Regions from separate parts of the Homo sapiens genome. Here regions 1 and 2 are each linked to region 3. The links are chromatin contacts, found by Hi-C or POLR2A ChIA-PET in ENCODE. All regions are on one chromosome and are shown on one strand. Each heading gives the region's core, a stretch centred on a gene start or an enhancer-like site at or near the end of the contact. The rest is flanking DNA. Distances are from core to core; before and after follow the strand shown.

Region 1 (4,020 bases), core at 1,255-3,754, 500 kb after region 3:
CCTCAGCAAGATGGTGGCAGGGAGGATGGGACTCCCGAGGAGGAGTATAGAAATGGATCCCCTCCCTCCAGAACACGGGCATTAATTCTGTCTTGGGGGCCCTGCCCACTGGGGAAGGCCTCATTCCCTTCTCGAGCAGAACACAGGTAGGGAAGAGCTGTCTAGCCGAGGGGTGCAGTCAGATCAATCAACACCTCAAAGTGAAAATCAAATCGTTCCTGTTGCATCCCCAGCCCCGAGATGAGCTCTCCTCTAAGTGTTTTACTTCCTTCTCCCGCAGTGTCTCAGCTGTAGCCTTTACCACTCCTCCAAGCCCTGGGGCTGAAGGCAGGTGTTTCCTCTCCCCCAGCCTGATTCCCACAGATTTGTCTGCTTCAGGGTTTAGGGCCCACCTTCCAGAACACGCCTTACCAAGCTGCCACCATCCTTCCTGCCCCTCCCAGAGTCTGCTCCCCAAGCCACCACCCTCAGCCAAGGAGGGTAACTCAGCACATGGGCTAGGAGGCCTCTTCCACTCCCCTTCTTCCTAAACACTCCTGGCCCAGCCCCTCGTCACTCCCAGGCTGCTTTCCTGGGCCTGGCCCAGCCTGGAATGAGCCTGGTCTCCTTCCTCCAGGTAGAGGGCTCAGAGTGGAGGGGGCGTAGTAGGGCCTCCAATGGGAAGCGCGTGGAGAAGGGGCAGCTTGGGGAGGGGCTTAAGGAGCAGGGCCAGGGTCTCTAGACTCCCTGCCAGACTCCTCACACAGAGGAGGGGGGCGCTGCAGAATGGGATTTTGTTTCCCTTCCCTCCCCCACTCCTTTCCCCTCTCCACAGGGGCCTCAGTTGAGTACCGGCCTATTTCTTCATCTGACATTCCCCCTGCCCGGCCAGCAGGCGCCGGCATCACGTCTGCAAGTTATTGTTAAGTCCGGCAGGAATGCCCAGGAGGGACGTGCCTCTGGCAGCAGAGTGCCCACTCCCCTCCCAAGATGCGGCTGGCCACTCCTGCACCCTCCACACCCAGTTGGAGAAGAGCGGCGGGTACCCTCAGGGAGGTGGAGGAGTGTAAGAGGCCAGACTCGACTCGGGGAAGGATGCCAGCAGCCCCCTCTACCAAGAGCGAGCCAAGTATGTAAAAGAAAGAGAGAAGGGAGAGCAGGAAGGACAATCCCAGTCTTAATTCCTAGCTCTTCAGCAAGCCAAGGCAGTGGCCCGAGACGCTCAGGGATCCTTCCACAGATGCCTGTGGCCCACCCCATCTGCCAAACACTCACCAGCCCCACAGTGTCCAGCCTCGACATCGGAAACTTTTCAATTCACCCTTCTCCTTCCTCCCCTTTGGGACCAGAGATGTGTGGGGCGGTGCCCTCGGAGACACTCATACAGTTGGTTCTGGACGCTCACACACACTCAAACAACAGCGGTACGAGGTAACTCCCAGCTTTTTCCACAGCTAATTATACATGTGAAAGTCTGAGGATGTTTTGCAAGCAGCACAGAGAAACTGCTGAGGTTTCTCTGCAAAGCTAAAGAAATTTAATTCGTGCACTCTCCTTCCCCACTCCTGCCAACTTCTCCCAGCCCACCTCCACCCCATGGCCCCAAAGTGCCCCTCTCCTAGTTCCCGCTGCAGCCCCTCTTTCTGCTGAAGATTTCTTTGGTTCCTTTTTTTTTTTTTTTTCCATCTCTCTTTTGGGCTTTCGAGAAAGGGAACAGACACGGAAAATATTTTTGCAACAGTTTTCCATCCTGCGTCTCATTCCCAAGCCAAGGGGGGAAGGGGAGGGCAGGAACGGAATGGGTTGAGGGAGGGGAGATAAATATTTTTTCCAAGAGCTCAATTTTGGTGTCAAAAAGAGAACCCTCCATTACCCTACCCCATAGCCCAGGAATGACAAGAACTAGGAAAAGAGAGATAAATCACTTGTTCGACTATATGGTTTCTCAGAACTGATAATAGGTAAAACAGTATTTGACAAATCTGTGCACACACACATATTTTAAAAAAAATCCTCCAAACCCAGTCGCATGAAATATTCTAGAAAGAGGAAAATCGGGGAGTTTTAGAAGCCATTGAGAGAAAAGAAAGAAACAAAGTTTGCAAATCACAAGTCAATTCATTCTCTGCAAGCCTACCTCTCTTTCTAGCAAAGATCCAGGTTTCTTCAGGCGGGACTCTCCCTCCGGGTTTCCATGGATGAGGGTAGGGTGGGGTGACCACCCACCAGTCTCCCCAGTGTGGCAACCAAGCTAGAGACGCTGGCTTTGCTCTCTTGCCTTTCTGGCTAAGGCCGGGGAGTGGGCTGGGTCTCCTCCCCCTGCCCCTCCAATGGGAAGGACCTCTCAGGTTCCTGAAAGAAAAAGGGTGCAGGAGAGCTGGGCGGGTGTCTCTGATCTTGCTCTCTTCGGAGGGATGGTGCCCCACGAAGTTCGTGCCCCCCCTCCCAGCCCCCAGCTTTGGACGATCTCAACAGCAGAGCTTTCTTAAGAAAATGCTTGTCATGGCAACAGCTCTAGCTAACTCGGGCCAGACTCTTGCTCACCAGCTCTCCCCAAGCAGTGCGGGAAGAGAGAGGGGAGGAGCAGGAGCTGGAACAGAGGTGGGACTTGGCGCGAGGCCAAACCATTACTCTACTGTTAAGGTGGCCCGATTCTTGCGGTTACTTCCTGGTTCGTCTTAAGGGGGAATGGGAAAAGAAAGGGAAGCAATCCTCTCCCCTGTCGGCTTTCTTCCCCGCCCTTGCTCTCACTTGTTGAATAGAAAGCTGAGTAGGGGTGGAGGAGGGGTGAGGGTGGAGGTGGGGAGTGGATGTGGGTGGCGGTATTCAACGGTTGCTGGGCGGAGGGGAAAAAAAAGGAAGCTTGGGCAGGCGGCTGGCTTCCTGCAGCTCCTACGGGCCTCTCAACCCCTTACTCACTTAGATCCAGGACCCAGAAACCCGAGGTGTCTGTGGACACTTGTATGTCCCCTCCTACCTTCCTGCTCCTGTCTGAATAGGGGGTTCCTTGGAGAAGGAGAATAAATTGTTTTGTAAACACACACACACACACACACACACACACACACACACACACACACACACCCGTCCTCCCCTACACCTTATATACAGGTCACATTTTGTTCCCTCTTGTCCCTGTACCCACCAGAGGTATACTGACAGTGCATGAAAATAGCTGCTTACTTTTGAGTCCTGCTATGCGTGGGCTATGACACCAAAAGCTTTGTCTATATGGTATCGTTTCTAGTCCTCATTTAATCTTGAAAGGTACTTATTATTAACCTCATTTCCTAGTTGAGGGAATTGAAGATTGAGTGTCTGGCCCAAGGTTATACATCCGGCTAATGACAGAGCCAACGATTCAAGACCAAGTCAGACAGACTCCAAAGCCCGAGTACTTTCCTGTACTTTGTATCATACTCCGGCACATATTTCCGTTTTAATTTGCACACACTCAGACATCCATGCACACTTATACACAGCCTGTAAACAGTTAATCACACCCCCATACCCACACACCCACTAGCATTGTGCAACAGTGCCACCCATAGATTTTGCATAGAACTTTATGGCTTTCAAGCACAAACATGCACCATCAGCTGGTTCACACAACATATCTTCATTGACTGACAGATTCCCACACCTACCTCAGCAAACACACTCATGTTTATATGCTTATGGAAGGCACATTGACATATGTCTCACAGGTTATAGCTATGAGCTATGCTGTGAAGAAGGTGACTGGCCACTACTTCCCAACCTTTTAAACAGAGGGTTGGGAAAAGGCCTCTTTGATCCTATCATTCTAACCCAACAGCTCACACCACCCCCTGTCCTTCTTTGCTGTCATCTCTGCCCCCAAGAAGCAGAGCCACATGTGCATGGAGAAACAGGGTTGTGAAACGGGGTCCAGTTTCCCCCGTGTCCAACTAGCACCCTTCCCAATGTTCTCTCATTTGGGTCCTCTTTTTCCTCTTCATTTTCTTACCCTGCTATTTCTTTTTTCTTTATGGTTTTTTTTTTTTTTTTTGAGACGGAGTC
Region 2 (4,127 bases), core at 1,566-4,065, 430 kb after region 3:
TAATTTAAATTGCAGCAGCCACATGTGGTGAGTGGCTGCTATGGTGGGCAGCATAGATCCCTGCCATCCAATGTGTGCAAACTGAATCAGCGGTGCTGGCATCCTGTGGGGGCTTATTAGGAATGCAGAATCTCGGGCTCCACACCAGACCCCCTGAACTGAATCTACACTTTAACAAGAACCCGAGGTAAGTTGTATACAGCTGTATAAAGTGCAGAGATGTGCTGATTATGATTGTGGTAAACAGAAAGGTGGAATCAGAGAATAAACAGTGGTAAAAAACTACTCTCTGGCAGGGTGCGGTGGCTTATGCCTGTATCCTAGCACTTTGAGAGGCCGAGGTGGGCGGATCACTTGAGACCAGGAGTTCGAGACCAGCCTGGCCAACATGGTGAAACCCCATCTCTACTAAAAATACAAGAATTAGATGGGCTTGGTGGTGTGCACCTGTAGTCCCTGCTACTTGGGTGGCTGAGGCAGGAAAGTCGCTTGAACCCAGGAGGTAGAGTCTGCAGTGAGCTGAGATGGTGCCACTGCACTCCATCCTGGGCAACAGAGGAAGACGCCATCTCAAAAAAAAAAAAAAAAAAAAAAAAAAAAAAAGACTGTTCCTTGAGAGATATGTCCACTAAAGTAGCAATCTTCTATTTCTTCTTCCCACTCCCCTTTCTCCCCCTCCATTGAAAGAAGGTGGTGAGACAGGAAAATGTAGAGGCAAGTGATGGAGAAGCCACTTCCTCATATGCAGAGTGCATTATTTAGTTACCTCTCTTCTGGAGAGAGCCTCTGTAACCACAGCCTTCCTTCTTCCTCCAGTCCTTACTTGGTATTTATTGCTCTGTGCTTAGCCAGATCCTACTCCTATGCTAGAGAATTGCCTGTAGCAAGCTGCAGCCTTCTCTATCTTTAAGGAATTTACAACCCAAAGCAAGAGACAGGTAAGCAGTTATTAAAGTCTTCCTTCTTGCTAATGTAAATCTCCCCTGCTGTAATATATGCTCTTTGTTTCTCATTCATTTGGATTAAGAGATCTCAGGGCCATTAACCCTTACACACAGGAAAACATTTCTCTCTGAAAAAGCCTAGGGAGCGACCAAACAGTGGCGGAGATAGGGAAACAGCCGCCTAGCCCCAACTAGCCACCCTGAAGTTTCAGCTTCTTTCTGCCAGTCTCGGTCGGTGCAGAAAGAAGGGGATAAAAGTGATGAGGATCCAAGACAACATTGATAAACCACAACGAGGCTCTACCCTACTCACCGGCTTTCCCAATCTGAACAGCCAGGCGAGTCAGCTTGCCCTGCAGCACTGACTTCTCCTTTTTAGGCACCTTGACTGCCTTCTTGTCCTTTTCCTCATTGTCGATTCCCTCCTGGCTGTTGAGTGGCTGGATTTCCAGGGCCACTCCGTCTTGGGTCTTTGCTGGAGTGTACACACAAATAGGACAGGTGAGCAGGCAAGGTGGTAGCACTGAGTGGCAGGCAGGTGGAAACCAGAAAACCTTCCTGTCTCTTTCCCGGAATATACCTTGGACCCTGACATCAGTTCCGACCACTTCCAACCCATGCTAGACATGGAACTTGCCTTCAACACTCTATTAGGGCCTTTGGAATAATATTCTAATGAGTTTAGATGAAACTGGGGTGCTTTTAGGGTATGGATTTCTTCTTCAGTGGCAGCTTCCTGGTACTACCTCAGAGTCCCAAGCTAGGTTTATTCCAGCAAGGGGATTAATCATGTCACTAAGCACTATTAAAACAACCATCCTTCCTGGAACTCAGTGCTTAAAATAGTGAATCTTTACTGCAGAAAGGGGCTGAAGGAGAGGGTTGGCAGATGTTTCTGGAGCACAAGATTGCTCTGTTAAATGGTTTATCTCTCTCTCTCTCTCTCTCTCTCTCTCTCTCTCGATTGTCAGGGAAGAAACACATACCCCCAGACCCAGGGTATTTTCCAGCCCCTTCTAGCAGTTGAGGATAGGAAAAGAAAATTCCCTTTCTTCCCTGCCTGACAAAGGTAGAGAGATACAGAGTGGGACCTGGGGTTAAGTCTTTTGGGGAAGAGGGAAGAAGCTGGTGTGAGGGACCTCCTGGAATAAGAGAAAGCAGGGATAAAGAGAGACATATAAATCCATTTTGCTTTTAAAAGAAGAGTTAAAGACCTAAAATTAAAGAATTATTTCTGTTTAGCTCTGGTTTTCCAATGTGATGACTTTATTTCTAAAGACTGCTGTGATGTGGGTTACAAAGTAAAAACAAATCTCTAGGAGCGTCACAAGACAGTAGTTCTTGCTGGCTCCCAGCACCACTCCACTTTCACTGCTATAGGGCTCAGCCCCTTGCTTAGGATACCCTTCCTGAGTAGTCCCTGCTGTCAGACTCACAAACAAGAAGACGGAGACAGAATGTGAACACAGTCACCAAAAGAGACACACACATCAGATCAGGAGGAAGAAAACAGACTGTGGCAAGAACAAAGAAGGGAGGTGGGGAGAGAGATACAGAGAAAGGGCTCTCTCCAAGCACCCCTGAGAAGACCAGCAGAGAAGGGATCCAGACCAGAAGAGGACACTTATGAGGAAGCTAGCAAGAGGACGGTGCAGGGACTACCCACCCCACCTCCCTCCACCATGAGGACCCTGAAGTCTTCCAACCCAGAAACTGATGACTGTTGGTGTTTAAATCAGGCTGAGGTCAATGAAGCAGAGTTCAGCTCCCTAGGAAGAGCAGATCAATCCTACACACTCCCCAAGACAAACCTTGACATGACATTCTGTGAGCCAACAGCAGAGGGTGCTGTTGTCCCATCTTAGATTGGGATCAGGACCTTGAGACCACCCCAAAAATCTCTGCACCTTCCTCAGGATGAGGCATCTGAGCCACAGCAGCAGATAACAGATTTATGGAGAGGAAAAGGGAGAAGGAAGATGGCCTGGAAAGGTCTGGTTTGAGTGTGGGCAGGTAGAGATGGTAAATGAGTAGTTGGAGAGGTTACCTTTGTTGCGATTTTCAGGGACTCCTTGTTTTTTACCTGTTTGAACAAGAAAGAAAAAAGTGGGGTCGAAACCCAAAGTAACTATTAAGAGATCCAATTTGTTGGTCCTGCTCAGAGCCCAGAAGGACAACAGCAAAGTGTTTGGGTTGCAGGGAAGGGACATAAATGTAAAGGAAGCTCACATCTCTGTTTTCATTCATTCTTGCTAGAGGCTGTCATGAATCCTCGGGATATCCACCAAAACGCTCATGTAGGTGAGTGCATACTCATACCTGAGGTGCTTTCTCTTGCTCCTGGCCTGAGTCACATTGCTTGGAAAAATGGGGTGGGGATTAGGAAGTGAGAGGTTTGAACCGTTTCTGCCTGATGGCAAAGACTTTGAAAGGTGTCTCCGTGTTACTTCAACAGCACCAGGCAAGCTTCCCCCTTATTCATCTGCAGGCAGCTGCAGAAATGAATTATTTAGTTCCTGAGAGAATGTGTTTTGTTTCCTTTTCATAAACTGTCCTCCACTAAACAGCTCAAGATGATTCTCCAGCCAAGTGGTAGAAACCTTCTCTCCCCTAAGGGAAGAAGGAATGCTTAGGGAAACGTGTAGACTTGGTTTTAGTATCTTCTCCTCTTTCTCCCTCTTATTCTTTCCTTCAGGAATAACTGAGTGGCAAAGACTGAACTAACTGTTCCTACTCTTCTAGCTGTGTGTCTCTTCCATTGAGAGCCTACAGTTTCGGCAGAAATCTATTTTACTCTTCTGGCCAATTTTCTCTTAGTCTTGATGGTTCGTTTAACCCCCCATCTTTGAGGAAGAAAGTTGGGGAAGGAGGGGGAGTACACGGAAGGCATTTGGGGCTACCAGCACCTAGCCAGTTTATTTAGGGCAGGCTTTATAACTCATCCCTTTACAAGCTACCATTAGACATAAAAATCAAGGCTCAAATTCAACCTGATTTGGGAGCCTAGAGCCAGGATCTGGTTTTCATCAGAGCTCCCTGGAGCCAAGGATTTACATCTTTATCTCAGCAAGGAGTTTGGATATCTGCTTTCTTCATGGCAGCAGATTCTTCCAACCATGCTTTCTATCCAGATCTGCTCCCTCGCTTCCTTGTTTGTCCATGGGGATGAGAGGAAAGAGAATC
Region 3 (4,527 bases), core at 474-2,973:
GGGGTGGGGGCCAGGGCCCCCCAGGGCCTATCGTGGGAGAGCCTGGGCAGGATCCCATCAGAAAGGTGCTGACTAAACTGGTTGCCCGGACACTCAACAGCCTCCACCTCCCTTTCTACCCTCACAGCTCCTGGGGCCTTCCTGGCTCTGGCCCAGAAAGTGATTCATTTGTAAATTATCATGGTTTTCTTTCTGCATTAAAATGCTCATTTCCGGACTGCTGTGTCTTGAGTGACAATGGTGAGGAACTGACCCCTGCGTGGGGGCTGAGGGGTGCTGTAACCCCTCCTGATATCCCCCCTCCACCTGGGCTTCATGCTGAAGTCAAGGTAGCCGCCTGCACACATCCTCCTGTGCACCTAGCTCCGAAGGCTCTGGGCAGGGCCCCCTATTTCTCTCACTCAGCTTCTGTGCCTTTGACTCTCTTAGTAGAACCTACCAGTTAAACCCGGTAAAGCACTGCTTAGGGGGAACTAGGCTGTGGATTACAAGGACTTTGGTTGACCCAGGAGATGAACCAGTGACATTCTAAATAGAAGTGCTCAGGACACCTTCCTCGGTCATGTCTGGCTCCCAGCTGTCAGTGGGGTGGGGAAGGGGCTGCTCTGCCTGAGAACAGGCAGGAGTGATTTCTGGAACCAATCCGTCACTTTTTCAGAAGGCCAGAAGGAAGAGCAGAAACTCAAAGATGAGAAGGGGGCACCCCTCTTGGCAGCCCAGTCACTCCGGCTATACTTCCCAGGCTGTGCACTGGGCAGCAGCTGCTCCAGGACTGCCCCCCTGCCAGTAAGTGCCCAGTGCCCTTAGGGGCAGCAGAGGCAACAGCAGCAGCAGCCTGCCAGGTGGACTCTGGTTGTTTGGCTTTTGCCTGCAAAAAGCACCCTGGTGCCATGGCAACCACTGGAGCTGGCACCTGCAGCTGGAGCTTTCAAGGTCATGGTGATCCAGCATAGCCAGGCCCTCCATGGGCAGCAGCCTCGGGGGGTGACAGTGGGGGGACACGAGCGAAAGAGGTGCCCAGGCATAGGGATGGTGCCAGGGCTGGGCAGGTAGGGGCCCCCTGGGGTCACCTGTGGGGTCAGGTGGTCATCATAGACACTACCTGTCTGGACTAAATAGCAGTGTCCCCGCTCCTTCTTCCTCTCTGAGCCACCTCTGGAATTGAGGGCAGAATTAACACTGTGAAGCCAGCTTTGTTTCCAGCCTCCTGGGTCTTGATGCTGTTGCGCTGGAGATAAGTGTTGCAGTGGTGAGTAGGGAATGGCTGGGACAGAGCCCCCCCCCCCCCCCCGGGTATTGTCCTGTGCCCCTAAGGTCCTGACCACCATCTGTATGGGAAGGAATTAACAGCAGACATCATCCCACTGCCGCCTCTGAGAAAGCATTCTCCTTCCCCCAGTCCTCCAGGGGAGTGAGCCGGTGTGGTGGCAGGGAACACAACCCTGTTCCTCAAAGTCTGGGAGTTCCACCTTGGCTCCTTTCACTGCCACCCCAGGCTAACCAGCACTCCTGTCCTCCTGGCTGAGCACCAGGCCTGGGAGCCTCCCAGTGTGATCCGGGTTCCACCCCCTCGGGCCCCTTCCAGGACTCTTAGCAAAGAGCTCTAGTTAAAGGACTCCTGGGCACATTCACCTTCCCAACGGGCTCTGCCCCTCGGTCTCTGCCGGAGACGCACGGAGGGGACGAACTTGTAGCCCAGCTTTCCTGGTAATGACCACAGCACTCTGCTCCTGGCCTCTCCAACCACCTGGCCCCATCCTGCCTCTCATGAGACAGGGGTGGGGCTCCAGGACCCGCAACTGTGTCTCAGCAGAGGGAATAAGGCAGGCAAGACAAGAGGACTTGCGGGAGGGAAGAGGAACTCAGGACCGACAGGTGGGAATGAGCCAGGCTGGGAGAGTCTTGAGACTGGCAGGACATGGTTTGGACCCACCAGTGGAGTGGAGGAGGCCGGGGGCCGAGAGGGGCGGGCGGAGAGGGGAGGGCGGAGAGCGGAGGGCCGGAGGGCAGAGGGCTGAGGGGAGTGGGAGGTGCAATGGGCAGCTCTCCATCGTGACCACCAGGGGGCAGGCGCCGCCGCCAGCTCCTCCTCCCACCTCTGCCTGCATCTTTTCCAGACGTGGCGTGGGGAGGGCGAAGGAGAGGAGGCTCTGAGAACCCGGGCTGGGGAAAAAACAGCCAGCCAGCGTTCAGGACGCTCCCCATACCAAATGGCTGGGCCCTTAATTCTTGGGCAGTCTCCATTCCACACCCTCCCAACTTTGTGGCCCTAGAATCAACCACCACACCTACCCTCTCTCACCACTACCCTCTCCAATCTAGAAATCCCTCCACCAGTACTCAAGAGCTTGAGGACTTGAGTTGGGAAGTTCACTCTTTTTTGTGGAAAAGGTGTTCTTTATGTCAAGACAGTCTTGAACCTCATCCAGGAGCTCAAGTTCTGCCTCATGAACTTTGTGCAATACTACACTTTGCCCACCTGGCAGTTTTGGAGAAAGCAATCTTGTCCTTTCTGTCCAACTCTGTCTTCTTTTCTAGAGGAAACACGCCTGACCCTTCTGACTATTCCTCTAAGGACAATGTGCACCAGGATCCCTCCTGTGCTCCTCCATGTGGGGTGCCTGCTTCAGGGCCCCTCCATTGTGAGACTTCCCTAGTGAGGGGGCGAGGAAGGGCACGCTACCCCTGGGACTAGGTCTGTGTGGGGTACACTGGACCATCACCTCCCCTGTTGTGAACACAAGCCTCTATTAATGCAGCCCAAGTCCAACTCTTCCACAAGAACTACTGCCATTCGGTTTTGCTGTCCCCACTCTATACTGATGGGATTAATTTTTCACTACAAGATGTGTCTCTCTAGAGCCTGGTTAATATGCATTTTTGAGGTGTTTCAGTCTGTCATCCGGCCCTTGCAGGCCTATTACTTCTCCTAATGGGATAACTAGGTCTGAAGTGTTCACTCAAAGCATGTGTCATGGATAGAGAGCCCTGAAGCATTATCATTAGAGACCCTGCTTCATTAATTAGCATCGTAGGGGCCTCAGATGGGCTTCAGGGTAAACCTTTGTGGGCCCTTTTCTAAGAAAAGGATCCACAGCTTTCATTAGAGTCTCAAAGGGCTACTTCTCTGAATGGTAAGAACCAGGTATAAGGTTTAATCTTGTTGTCAGATGAGGACAATGAGGCCCCAAAGGAGAGACCTGGCTCCCACTCCCCAACCCCAGCCATGTGGCCAGTTCTAGAGAGACCCCGAGCTTCATGACTCCTATTACAGTGCTCTTACTACTGCCTTCTTTCTTAGGATCCGGGTGGCCTCACCTCGTCAAGGTAGGGGCATTCAGCGTGGGCTCTGTGGAGGGCATGTGTCACTCACAAGCTTGGCCTGGGATTCCCTTGCATTAAGCCAATTCCTCTGAGGCCCCAGGCCTGAAGCTCCTGCAGGCTGCCACCAGGGGACAGTGGTGCCCAGGCTGGTGGCATATTTGGGAATTCTGGACTTAGGCCAGCCTCCCTCCTCCCCTGCACAAGGGCCAGATTCTGAAATGATCTGTCTTTATTATGTCATCAGAAAACAAAAAAATCCCCCGAGTGTAAACAGGAGAAATGTGCTGGTTAAGTTACTCATCATTATCTTATTATTAACAAAATAAAGCACTATCTATGTTTACAGTCATAAAAAAAGAAACAGCCTGGAGAGAAGTGGGGGCTTTGAGGATGGAGAGAAGACGGGGGCAGACACAGACTCCACATCTGGCCCTGTGGGATTTGGGGTTCCCATACTGATCCAAGGGCTATTTAGATCTTCAGAGTTAGGTGACAATGGGATTTGATTTCCTTAGGGAACAAACTTTGTGAAACTGATCAGAGGCTGAGATCCAGTCCCTAGTATAGAGTGGGGGAGGGGAGGGCAGGCAGGTGAGGGGCAGGGCTGGGTGGGAGAGGCTGAAGCCCAGGAGTCTTCTCAACCTCTTCCAAGAATGGGGACCCCCCCGACCCTGTGCTCATGAGGGAGGAATAAAGACCAGCTGCCATGGACAGCCCCTCTCCAGGGCCTCTGACGCTGGCAGGAAGGGGAGCACCATCAATCCTCCTGTCCCAACTCCCTCGTGGGATCAGGTTGGGACCAGGGGCGGGGGCACCAGGACAAAGCCCCTTGGAGGCCGAGGCACATTCCCATGCTGATCAGAGCTAAAAATGGCTCCGTGGGAACCGACTGGCAGAGCCAGGGAGGGAGTGAAGGGGAGGGCAGGAGGAGGTCAGGAAGGCTGATGAGCCCAGGGCAGACCAGGGGCCTACATAGACCCAGAGAATCCAGAGGGCACAGGGGGCAAAGGACAGACACCAAGAAAGAGAGAAATAGAGGGCCTTGCAGAGAGACGAGGACAGAGAGAGACAGAAATGCACACAAGGACACACAGAACCTGAGACACCCAGACTGACAAAGAGGTAGCAATTTGGGGACAAAGAGAAGCACAGAAAGAGGCCCCCAGAGAAGCAGGAGTGGCATCGAGAGACACACCCACAGGA

What was found. A loop is a pair of places that touch in the nucleus more often than their neighbours do. ChIA-PET counts read pairs that join two places held with the same protein, here RNA polymerase II (POLR2A). Pooled maps may share reads with other maps.
Region 1: a map of ovary shows a loop between it and region 3 (5-fold over the local background). The contact joins the promoter of ATP2B4 here to the enhancer-like site in region 3. A Hi-C loop is called at or near these places in 8 of 168 maps with a recorded cell type or tissue (CD4-positive, alpha-beta T cell, CD8-positive, alpha-beta T cell, K562 and 4 more), 8 of 37 single-sample maps with no recorded cell type and 23 of 50 pooled maps. POLR2A ChIA-PET finds 5 or more read pairs at or near these places in 1 of 52 experiments (CD4-positive, alpha-beta T cell).
Region 2: a map of naive thymus-derived CD4-positive, alpha-beta T cell shows a loop between it and region 3 (18-fold over the local background). The contact joins two enhancer-like sites. A Hi-C loop is called at or near these places in 3 of 168 maps with a recorded cell type or tissue (CD4-positive, alpha-beta T cell, MCF 10A and naive thymus-derived CD4-positive, alpha-beta T cell) and 7 of 50 pooled maps. POLR2A ChIA-PET finds 5 or more read pairs at or near these places in 1 of 52 experiments (naive thymus-derived CD4-positive, alpha-beta T cell).

Annotation. Positions count from the first base shown.
Region 1 is chr1:203,625,316-203,629,335 of GRCh38, reverse strand. ATP2B4 (ATPase plasma membrane Ca2+ transporting 4) reads right to left here and starts at 2,504. Exons shown (of 21, transcript NM_001684.5): 1 at 2,117-2,504. RefSeq lists enhancers at 1,763-2,635, 2,636-3,510.
Region 2 is chr1:203,700,944-203,705,070 of GRCh38, reverse strand. ATP2B4 (ATPase plasma membrane Ca2+ transporting 4) reads right to left here. Exons shown (of 21, transcript NM_001684.5): 7 at 2,992-3,027; 8 at 1,258-1,419. Among named protein-coding and RNA genes, the nearest start is that of SNORA77, 27 kb to the left of the region's middle. Within about 2 kb of position 2,815, at least 5 of the 41 ENCODE cell types and tissues checked have a DNase peak (open chromatin) inside an H3K27ac peak, as active enhancers do.
Region 3 is chr1:204,126,752-204,131,278 of GRCh38, reverse strand. SOX13 (SRY-box transcription factor 13) reads right to left here. Exons shown (of 14, transcript NM_005686.3): 14 at 3,536-4,527. ETNK2 (ethanolamine kinase 2) reads left to right here. Exons shown (of 8, transcript NM_018208.4): 8 at 1-217. Among named protein-coding and RNA genes, the nearest start is that of ERLNC1, 12 kb to the left of the region's middle. RefSeq lists enhancers at 1-377, 394-896, 897-1,400. Within about 2 kb of position 1,723, at least 15 of the 41 ENCODE cell types and tissues checked have a DNase peak (open chromatin) inside an H3K27ac peak, as active enhancers do; they include ovary, where a contact is called at or near this core.